2 separate regions of the Homo sapiens genome follow, and region 1 is linked to region 2. The links are chromatin loops, found by intact Hi-C in ENCODE. Cell type or tissue: heart left ventricle. All regions are shown on one strand. Each heading gives the region's core, and the rest is flanking DNA. Links, peaks and the distances in the headings are about the cores only.

Region 1 (5,386 bases), core at 86-5,085, 67 kb after region 2:
TCTTCTTTTCACTAGCTACCAATTAAAAATTCCGCATAGGAGAAAGGGGAAATCTTAAAACGGGAGTTGAGGGTTGCTGTTTATTTCCTACAATACTGCTACTGTCTCTTCTATTATTGCCCCTGTTATCTTTGCCCCAATTTTTAAATCTTTGCCTTCCTTGTTTCATCAATGCGGCCACCTGAGCTCCCATGGAAAGGCTCAGTTCTGTTTTAGAACCAATCTGTACCTAGGCAGACAGTATTCAAACAGCCTCAGTCACTTTTTAATCCAGTCTTTTTCAATGAAATTGAGAATGGCTCACTGTCTTGGATCCTAGAGCCTGGGATTCTTCTGGTTTATATCTTTGGAACTTCCTTTACCTCTTTCCTGGATAGCTCCTACATGTTCTCCTAAGATGCAAAATTCAATACAGGCATTATCTCTTTGGGGGACTCACTTCCCATCCCCTCATCCAGTCCCTCCTCTTTGCTCCATAACATGCGATTTATCTCTACCGTTCTTCTCTCACCACGTTGACATCACATATTTTATTTATCCACTCTATACAGTAAACCTAAATCCGGGACCAGGCCTGTCTATCTCCTGTGCTTGGCACAGAGCAGGCATTCATTAGACACTTGGAAGATAATTACAGGTTGACACAGTCTGAAGCCACCCTAGACTCATAATTTTCTGACACCAATTCCCAGGTCTGGCTTTCTGTTTAGGCTCCTCTTTTCCTGTCTTCATTTGGTCAGGCATTTTCCTAAACCTGGAGTCTTGGCTTTTAGAGCCTCACTAAGGTTTAGCAGATTGTCCAGAGGACAATCATCTGCCTGCTGGACTATAGTAGTACTCTTGGGACTCCCAACTACTGCATTCCCTCCATAGATCTAGCACTCAGAGTTGCCCTACAGAGCTAGACTTGCCTTGCTTTCAGACATAGTGCTGAGCATGATTTGGATCCTCTGCTGTCTCAGGGCCTGCCTGGTGAAAAGCTATTCTCTGTACTCTGTGTTGATGCTTTAATCTTAGAGCTGAGGAGTGAATATTTATGAAGAATTTACTTTAGGTAGGGCTTTTGCTTACTTTATTATTATATCATCAAATTTAATCCTCACTTAATGTTATTGATGAGAAAAACAGAGATTAGGTAAATTGTACCAAATCATACAGCTGTTGTTTCAGAGTCTAAATTTTAACCTCTGATAAGACTGAAGTCTTAACCGATATTCTGTAGAGCCCAAGAGAGGGAACCTTTAAGAATATTACCTCAGGGAAGCTGACAGGAGAAAGTTCATTATATATATATATATATATATATATATATATATATGTATATATATGTATATATATGGATTTCAAGTTCTAAAGTTGGCCATTTAAAAGACTTATTCACAGTATTCCCCATATATATATAAATATATATATATTTAACTTTTATTTTAAGTTCAGGGCCTGCTATATTTTTTCATCCATCTTTGGTGATCATTTAGAATATTGCTAAGGGTATATTTCAGAAGAACTAGAAAAGAAAATAGCTGTTTTTCAAAACTTTCAAGGTGTTTTCTTGGTTGATTCTGATTAGCACTGAAATTTTTTTAACTCAAATTTTCTTTAACAAAGAACATTTTGTCAAAATATTTACAACAAATAAAGTCGCTTTCTTTGTTTGTATCTATCTCATTTGCATATTATTGATCTGCTTAAAAATTTGACTAATTTACTTCTCTGAACAGGCTACATAATTTTCAGATCTCAATGAAAAAAATGAAAGTAGAGTCTCTTGTTTAAAAATGGGGGTGTGGACAATTTCAAGACAGCAACAGCAGAACATTAAGTCATGCAGGAAGTCACCCTAAGTACAGCATCCTTTGCAACTGCTTGGGTTGCACAACTTGATGTCATAAACACATTTATAAATATTCCTGAAAATGTTCTTAATAGAGAAGTGATCAAAGTCATAATAAAATGAAATGCTGATAGTGAAAAAATATATATGTAATTGTCTTTGTTTCCTCTAATTTGATTACAATTTGGGTAGAAACATGTTTGTAGTTAGATAATAGTGAAGAGACACCACAGGCTCTTAAACTATAGTTTACATTTTGCTAGAGCTTAGGAAAATGATTTGAGTCATTTATATCTTATACTTAGGAAATAGGTCAAAGGAAGAAAAGCAATTTGAAACTTTTGTTTCTACCTCACTCCCTGCCTATTTTATTATGAAAAAAATCATGAAATGCCTCTACGAAGCCTCTGTTAATTGTGACCAAAATTCAAGCATATGAAGAACATTACCGGAAAGAAAATACAACCCATTATAACCTCTTTGTTACGTGAATGCTGCATATACTCTGTGATTTGCATACAAGTTATTCATGGACAGAAATTAGGTTTTATTTTGATTTAGTAATGTGAATTTGTCACATAATGAAAGAGAGCTTATACCAGCAATTTTACAAGTAAAAGTGTCTTTAGAAGAGAAAAAGTGACCAGAAACAGTGAAGATTCCATTATTAGTCTAGTTTAAATACTATTTCCAAGACTGATATTTAAACACATTATGTATTTTCAGCCCAGTGAAGAACCATTAGAGGATGAATAATATATTTATTGTGTATTTAAAATGTATCACGTATCTCCAAGCAGTAAAATGTATTATTATTGTGTATTTCAGTCAACCAATTAATGCCTACATTTGTATATTACAATGTCAGAGAATTAGTAAGCTGGATGGAGACTTGGTTTGGTAAATGCTGTAGGTTTGGTTCTCTTGGTGTGATTTTGACAAATAAAACCAAGTTTTTGGTTTTTTTTTTTAACTGGATTTGTAGGAAAACAAGATAGCTTGCTCCATTATTATTGCTTTCCTAGAGGCAATTTTGCAGCTATGATTATAAATAAACTTCTATTATCAAGTCTTATTTCCCAAAAGACAGGGGGAAAAAATCTATCATCGATTCTCCTTTGTGTTAGTTTCATAGTTTCTGGCAATATGTAAACCTTAAGAGTTCATGCTATCTGTTTAGACTTTTTAAAGCTTATCTTGACTTTCTAGAAGATTTCTTTTGTGTTCTACATATTTTTCTTCAAGGAAATTTATACTGTAGGAGATATAAAAATAGACTAGGGAAACAGCAAATCAAGTTAATCAACACTTATTGACCACTATGCACAAGGATATAGGATAATTGTAGAAATTGAAAGAAGTATAAAATATAGCTTTATGCCATCTAGGAATTTACAATCTGCTAAAGAAATCAAAATTTGAAATATAATTATATACATTCACTGATTCTTTTACACAATTATTAAACAAATATTTACCAAGCAACTAATAGGTTCCAAGATCTGTGTTCAATGTTGGTAATTTAATGGTGAATAAAATCGCATATAATTCCTAGCCTCACCAAGCTTATGGTCTAGTGAAAAAGACTGGCAATCAAATAATCAACAAGAAACATAAAACTGCCACTAGGATAAAAGCTGTGAGAAAGATCACCATGATGCTATGCCTAAAAGAGGGTAACTTGATCTCCTTTCCTCTGCCTTTTCTCCATTACCCTGTTTTGACATAGTAGCCAGAATGAGATTTTTAAAGTCTATGAGATATGCCACTCTGCTGTTCCAAAGACTTCCCATATTATTCAGAACAAAAGAACTCATTTCCTTTCTAACCTTCATCTCCACTCTTTTTATATTCATTCCTCTTCAACCTTAAGTTTCGTAAGCATGCCAGGCATGCTCCTGCCTTGGGACCTTTGACCTGCTTTTCTCTACCCGGACTTTTCTTCTTTCTCAGTTACTGAATGTCTTACTCCCTTACCTTCATACAGTTCTGGTTCAAATGTAGTTTTCTCAGGGAGGCCCTTCCAGACCATCCTAGCTCTGATACTGTCTAATTGCTTCCCTCTTTTATTATTTTTTTTTTAATTTTTATTTATTTATTTATTTATTTTTGAGACGGAGTCTCTCTCTGTCGCCCAGGCTGGAGTGCAGTGGCACGATCTTGGCTCACTGCAAGCTCCACCTCCTGGGTTCCCGCCATTCTCCTGCCTCAGCCTTCTGAGTAGCTGGGACTACAGGCGCCTGCCACCACGCCCAGCTAATTTTTTTTTTTTTTTTGTATTTTTAGTAGAGACAGGGTTTCACCATGATAGCCGGAATTGTCTCGATCTCCTGACCTCGTGATCTGCCCACCTCGGACTCCCAAACTGCTGGGATTACAGGCGTAAACCACTGTGCCCAGCCTCCTTCTTTTATTTTTCTCCAGCACTGATCATTATATAACACAGTCTATCTTTTATTTCCTTTTCTTTACTGCCTGTCTTCTGGCTAAGATATAAGCTCAACAAACACACATAACTTTGTTTTTGTTTTTCGTTTCATTATTCTCAGTTCCTAACACAGCATCTGCCTGCCACATAGGCAACACAATATTTGCTGAAAGTATATATCCATGGTCATGGAGGTTGGAAGAGAATCACTGAGGAATTGATCACTTGGCTTACAACCTGAGAATCTGAGTAGGTGTTAGTCAAGTAAAGAGAGGAAGAAATAATAATTATAGTATTAGCTGTAGTAGTAACAATTACATATAATGCTTACTATGGATTAAGTGGCTTACAAATATTAACTCTCAATCTTTATAACTGCCCTGCAAGGTAGGTAAAATTATTATTTCCACTTTAGAAATAAGAAGCTGGGGTACAGAGGGAGATTTCTGGGGAGAGGAAATCTAGGTGTAAGGAAATAGCAGGTATAAGAGCTTTCTGGCTGGAGGAAATGCAGTGAGGACACATGAAAAGAGGGTATGTCAGGAACTGAGTTAGGGAATATGGTGGAATGGAAGCCTAGAGAAAATGGCCAGGGACCAGGTGACTAGGAGACTTATTTGTAGAGTGACCACATATTCCTGATTCTTCAGGACACTCCTGCTTTATGTCTGTTTTTCTGGAGTAATTAAGTCAACCCTCTTTTATTCTCAAAGGAGGTTTTCCAGTCTGGGTAGTGGGAATAGAGTCTATCCCTGGACCTGTGTCAGCCCTGGGCACTGTTGCCACTAATTGTCTCTGTTGGTCCATTTCCCAATCAGTAGTAGTTTCTTCAGATGGACCCGCTGATCAATGCGCTGCTGAGTCATCCAGGGGAACCCCCTGCATATCTCTGCTGTTCTTTCTTTGCACAGTTTTCTTGTCTTTGCTAATCTATTTTATGAACTATAGCCACCTCGCTTTCTCCAGACTCTCAACTATGTCTTCTCAAGAAAGGTAGTTTGCCTAGGTCTGTCTGAATTTCCCCTTTTATATCATGGCCTGGAAACTCTCTAAAGATAATAAACTGGGGCAATTGTAGGGCTCATCGAATTTGTTCTCATCGCCTAGGAACTATTGTCCTTCAT
Region 2 (5,386 bases), core at 273-5,272:
GTGAGTGAGCCAAAGTTTCATATCACTTGTAAAGTACTTACACTTGAAAGGTACTATAAATTCAGAACATTATCATCAAGGCATCCAGTTAAGAACATCAAAAGCTATTGGAATTTTAAAATAGAAAAAGAAAAAGTGCTATTCTCCAGGGTACTGCTAAAAAGAGAAAGGCTCTAAATCCAGGGTCATTGAAGAACCTCAGTGAAATGCTTTAATTAGAAATGGCAAGCCTTGTGGTTTATTTTCACAGCCATGGGAATGCAGTATTCCCAAACTTTTTTTACCCTCCTACCCTTCTTGCTTTCTGTGTTCCCCTGCAGCAAAACACATAGACATGCTTACTAATACTGGGAAACACACCTCAACTTGCTTTGGAAAGCCTTTTGTGGAAGTACAATAAACTCCAGTGTTTATAAATGTTAATAATATAAGAAGGGGGTTCAGAATTTCATGAAGATAGTTAAGAATTTAACTCACTTCTATCAGCAATTTCCCTCAGCTCAAAAAATACTGCAATCAAAATCATTTCTGATGAAAATGCCACTGTTTTAAATGTCTACTTATAATAAAATGAGCCTACTTATAAATGATAGAGCTATTTATGGTATGGCAGTAACTTCACAAAATAACATGATTCTTAGAAATGTGTGGTCTTTGGCCCAGCCTGGCTTTTAAACCCTCAAAGCCAAATATATTATGGATGTCTTGGAAGAAAGTAAACTAGGTACTTGGAACACACTTGGAAATGCAATCACAGGTCACAGAGGTCTTCTTTGTGGTTATGACTTCAAATAGTAGAGGTATTCAGCGGAGCTGAACTCTGCCTTTCAAGCTAGGTAGATTGGATTTTTCTCTTAAAGTTTGTAGGGAATCAGTGTCCATAAATAAAAAGGGAATGAAAACTGTGACTGGAAACTGAGAATGTTGATGGACAATGATTCAGCTCTGAGCTGCTTCGGCTTTTCTTCCCTGGTCTTTCTATTGTCCAGCAAATGAAACACACTATAAAACCACAAGAAAAAAAAACAAAGTATTGGACTGGGGGAGGAGAGAGAGGCCTTGTGATCCTAAGAAAAACTATGTAACCAGCAGCCTAAGCAAAACAGGGAAGGATGCACATTCTTCTGAGCTAATCATAATGAACTTAATGGCAAATACTGAAAGAAGAAAAAGCTTTGGAGCTCTTCTGTAGCAATAAACACCTGAGAAAATGCAGTTTTTCAATATGTATGTCCAATATTGTATAGCAATACCTGTTATGTTTTGCTGTTTTCAAAGTGGAAAAAATCATTTCATCAGTGTGGTAATCCTTGAAAGCCTCATTCTTATAGTTATACCAGGATTCAAATCCTATCATGACTCTGCCTTTTAAGTAGTTTGTTCTTTTTTTCCAACTTGGGCAAGTTATTTAACCTATTTAAGCTTCAATTTCTTCAATTATAAAATGAGTAAAATAATATATGTGACAATATGCATGACTTTGTCCTGTTGTGTCCGGAATTGGTGGGTTCTTGGTCTCACTGACTTCAAGAATGAAGCCGCGGACCCTCGCAGTGAGTGTTCAGTTCTTAAAGATGGTGTGTCCGGGGTTTGTTCCTTCTGATGTTTGGACGTGTTCCGAGTTTCTTCCTTCTGGTGGGTTTGTGGTCTGCTGGCTTCAGGAGTGAAGCCGCCGACCTTCGCAGTGAGTGTTACAGCTCTTACCGCGGCGCATCTGGAGTTGTTTGTTCCTCCCGTCCGGAGTTGTTCATTCCTCCCAGTGGGTTTGTGATCTTGCTGGCTTCAGGAGTGAAGCTGCAGGCCTTCATGGTGAGTGTTACAGCTTATAAAGGCAGTGCGGACCCAAAGAGTGAGAAGCAGCAAGATTTATTGCAAAAAGCGAAAGAACAAAGCTCCCACGGTATGAAAGGGGACACAAGCAAGTTGCCGATGGTGGCTGGGGCAGCCTGCTTTTATTCCCTTATTTGGCCCCACCCACATCCTGCTGATTGGTCCGTTTTACAGAGAGCTGATTGGTCCGTTTTGACAGGGTACTGATTGGTGCATTTACAATCCCTGAGCTAGACACAGAGTGCTGATTGGTGCATTTACAATCCTCTAGCTAGACATAAAAGTTCTCCAAGTCCCCACCAGATTAGCTAGATACAGAGTGCTGATTGGTGCATCCACAAACCCCAAGACAGACACAGAGTGCTGATTGGTGCATTTACAATCCTCCAGCTAGACATAAAAGTTCTCCAAGTCCCCACCCAACTCAGGAGCCCAGCTGACTTTGCCTAGTAGATCCCACGCAGGGGCCGCAGGCGGAGCCGCCTGCCAGTCCCACGCTGCGTGCCTGCACTCCTCAGCCCTTGGGTGGTGGATGGGACTGGGCACCGTGGAGCAGGGGGTGGTGCCCGTCGGGGTGGCTCAGGTTGCCTGGGAGCCCACGGGGGTAGGGGGGTGGAGGGGCCTTGGGCATGGCGGGCTGCAGGTCCTGAGCCCTGCCCCATGGGGAGGCAGCTGAGGCCTGGCAAGAATTCAAGTGCAGCGCAGGTGGGCTGGCAGTGCTGGGGGACCCGGTGCACCCTCTGCAGCTTCTGGCCCAGGTGCTAAGCCTCTCACTGCCCAGGGCTGGTGGCACCAGCCTGCGGCGCAGAGTGTAGGACCCACTAAGCCCACGCCCACCCAGAACTCACGCTGGCCTGCGAGCACTGTGCACAGCCCCAGTTCCTGCCCACTCCACTCCCTCCACACCTCCCCACAAGCAGAGGGAGCCGGCTCTGGCCTCGGCCAGTCCAGAGAGGGGCTCCCACAGTGCAGTGTCAGGCTGAAGGGCTCCTCAAGTGCAGCCAGAGTTGGCACCGTGGCCTGAGGAGGTGCCGAGAGCGAGCGAGGGCTGCTAGCACGTTGTCACCTCTCACTGTGGTGAGGAATAAGTAAGATTAAGCGCTTACTACAGTATCTGGCATGTGATATGCAATCAAAAAATGATTATTGCACTGTTGTTACCATTGCCAACTTCACTGTGAATATACAACTTTCTTTTTGAAGTATAACTCTTGGGATAATTTTAGCATCATTTTTGTTGAGGCTTAGAAAATTACACCTCAAAATGAAGGCCTTACAAGCAGCCTTAGAAGCCAAACTTTCTCTCTGACCTTCTCCTGTCCTCTTGTCTCTGGCCCCTCATTTTCCCCAGAGGGTAGCCATAGAGACTAGAATCCCTCTCCCCTCAAGGCAGGTCATAGAAACTAGAACTTACAGAGTTATTCCTGTATCTTTGAGTCTTCATTCTGAAGGCTCTTATGTCTTGTATCTCTTGTGCCTTTTAAAACTATGATCAAATATATTTTATGCCTTTTCTTCTATTAATGTCCCTTTTGTCAGTTGATTTCAGCAAACCTTCAGAGAGGCAAAGGGGAAGGTCTTTCTTGGCCCCTATAATTTCATGCCATATTTGACTTTTCTTGGCCTTTTATATTTGACAACAATTTTCTGATTTCTGATTTCCTGATTTACATAATAATCAATTTTATATATGTATTATGTAAGTATTCCCTACTAACAGTGACTCTCAGGTTCCTAGATGATGTCTGACCTTGGTTTTACTTGTCTTTAAAAAGTGCCACTAAATTCGCTATTGTGACATCTAGTAGCTGTCAGTGATTCTGGAGCAACTATTGGAATCATAGTGTTATTTCTGGTGACATCATTACAATGTAAAACTACAGAATTTCCTCTCAATTTTAATTCTTCATATAGAGGGTTCAAGATTCTTTCTGTAAGTGCAAAATAATCTTAGAAAAAATACATTTCTGAATTGATAGTAACAGGATTTGCATTTATAATTTTCAAATGAAAGACAATATGCTAAAAGATGAATTTTGTGATCATCTGTAACATGTTTTTTTCAGCTCTGATGAAGCCTTCAGTAAAGTCAATTTAAATTACCGCACTGAAAATGGGCTGTCTCTACTTCATTTATGTTGCATTTGTGGAGGTGAGTACTTGAAACTTAGTACTTCTTAAACTGGTTATATGTGTATATCGTCAGTGACTTGAGCTGCTTAATAGTCTGCAAAAGAATTCTATTCATACTCAATTTTCCCTTCTGCTTTGCCTTTTCCAACCTTGATAATCTCAGTTTAGGCAGTAACTATCAGGCAGAATATTCCAATTGATTTAGCTTTAAATATAAGCTTCATTGTGTTGCTACCGGAAACCAAGTCCCTCAGTTTGCTTGGAAATCAAAAAGCACTTTTCAATATTGGGCATGCCAGTCAGGGATTAACTTAAATTCAGAAGCACTTAAAGATTCCCCAAAATATCATCAAGCAGTTGCTTCACAATATTCAACAAGAGTATGTGGAAAAGTGATAAATGCCAAAGATAAGATCTAAAAGTGAAGATTGATCGAAGTGAAGATTAAGAGTTTAATTTGGCCTACACTTTAGTTTGTTTTGTTTATCAATGTATCTCAAGTAATTTGAATGGTGCCTGGCCTGTAATAGCCACTCAGTAAAGTTATTGAATTAATGAATGAACCATTAATATTTATTTTGTTAATCCAAACTAAATTCATTGAGCTTAACTTCTTAAAATGGAACAGAAATGTGTAAGTGTCAACTCTAACCATATTCCTTAACCATTTCTCCCAAACAAACCAAACAGACTCTGCTTAACAGATTGTTCTCTCAACTTCAAACGTGCCTTCCCAACCTTGGTTATATCCTTCATATTTCTTTGATCTAAATAAGCTCTACTGTTAATAATGTTCAGATAAATCCTCTACAATTAGATTTTTTAATTTAAGCTTTTTCACTAATAGTTTATTATGGTGAATTCTCTTATGTGTTTATGTTTCAAAACCATCTGATGATGAGGGTACTAAATAAAAAATCTAAGACAGAGTCAAAATACACAGCATTTGAATAAAGTTTTATAAATGGAAAAGAAATATCCCCTAGTAAGTAAGGTTGTCAATTAATAGAAAACTTTACAAATGGCCTGCAGAACGCAGCTTGACATTTTTATACAGCTGTATGGCATTTATCATTAGGTCAAAAAGAGTCTCAAACTCACCCCATCCCCACAATGATTTAGCCTTTTTTCATTTTTCTCTTTAAGGCAAGAAATCACATATTCGAACTCTTATGTTGAAAGGGCTCCGCCCATCTCGACTGACAAGAAATGGATTTACAGCCTTGCATTTAGCAGTTTACAAGGTAGGACACTTTAATTCCCATAAACACTGCATTGGAACTAAGGATAGTGTGTATCTTTAGGCTTTTTTTTTTTTTTTTCAAATTAGTAATCATGGAAAATTTTCAGTGACCAGAGGCGTTACATTACTAAAGGACTTCTTTCTCTTTATTGAGCAGATACCTGCTGCATACTAGACACA

What was found. Hi-C counts contacts between places; a loop is a spot of excess contacts. Peaks named below come from ENCODE experiments on the same cell type or tissue, not always from the same donor. Only the 100,000 strongest peaks of a DNase experiment are listed, where the experiment ranks them.
Region 1: it touches region 2 in a loop (2.0-fold over the local background); 1 of 110 quality-filtered maps calls a loop at or near these places.

Annotation. Positions count from the first base shown.
Region 1 is chr1:74,312,763-74,318,148 of GRCh38, forward strand. All of the region lies in intron 7 of FPGT-TNNI3K (FPGT-TNNI3K readthrough), which reads left to right. The region is part of intron 5 of TNNI3K (TNNI3 interacting kinase); the gene reads left to right. Among named protein-coding and RNA genes, the nearest start is that of TNNI3K, 80 kb to the left of the region's middle. In heart left ventricle, for the core only: no CTCF peak of the experiment used is centred there; no DNase peak of the experiment used is centred there.
Region 2 is chr1:74,245,563-74,250,948 of GRCh38, forward strand. It overlaps FPGT-TNNI3K (FPGT-TNNI3K readthrough), which reads left to right. Exons shown (of 27, transcript NM_001112808.3): 5 at 3,897-3,982; 6 at 5,110-5,207. TNNI3K (TNNI3 interacting kinase) reads left to right here. Exons shown (of 25, transcript NM_015978.3): 3 at 3,897-3,982; 4 at 5,110-5,207. Among named protein-coding and RNA genes, the nearest start is that of TNNI3K, 13 kb to the left of the region's middle. RefSeq lists an enhancer at 1-303. In heart left ventricle, for the core only: no CTCF peak of the experiment used is centred there; a DNase peak (open chromatin) is centred at 2,689; H3K27ac peaks cover 996 bases.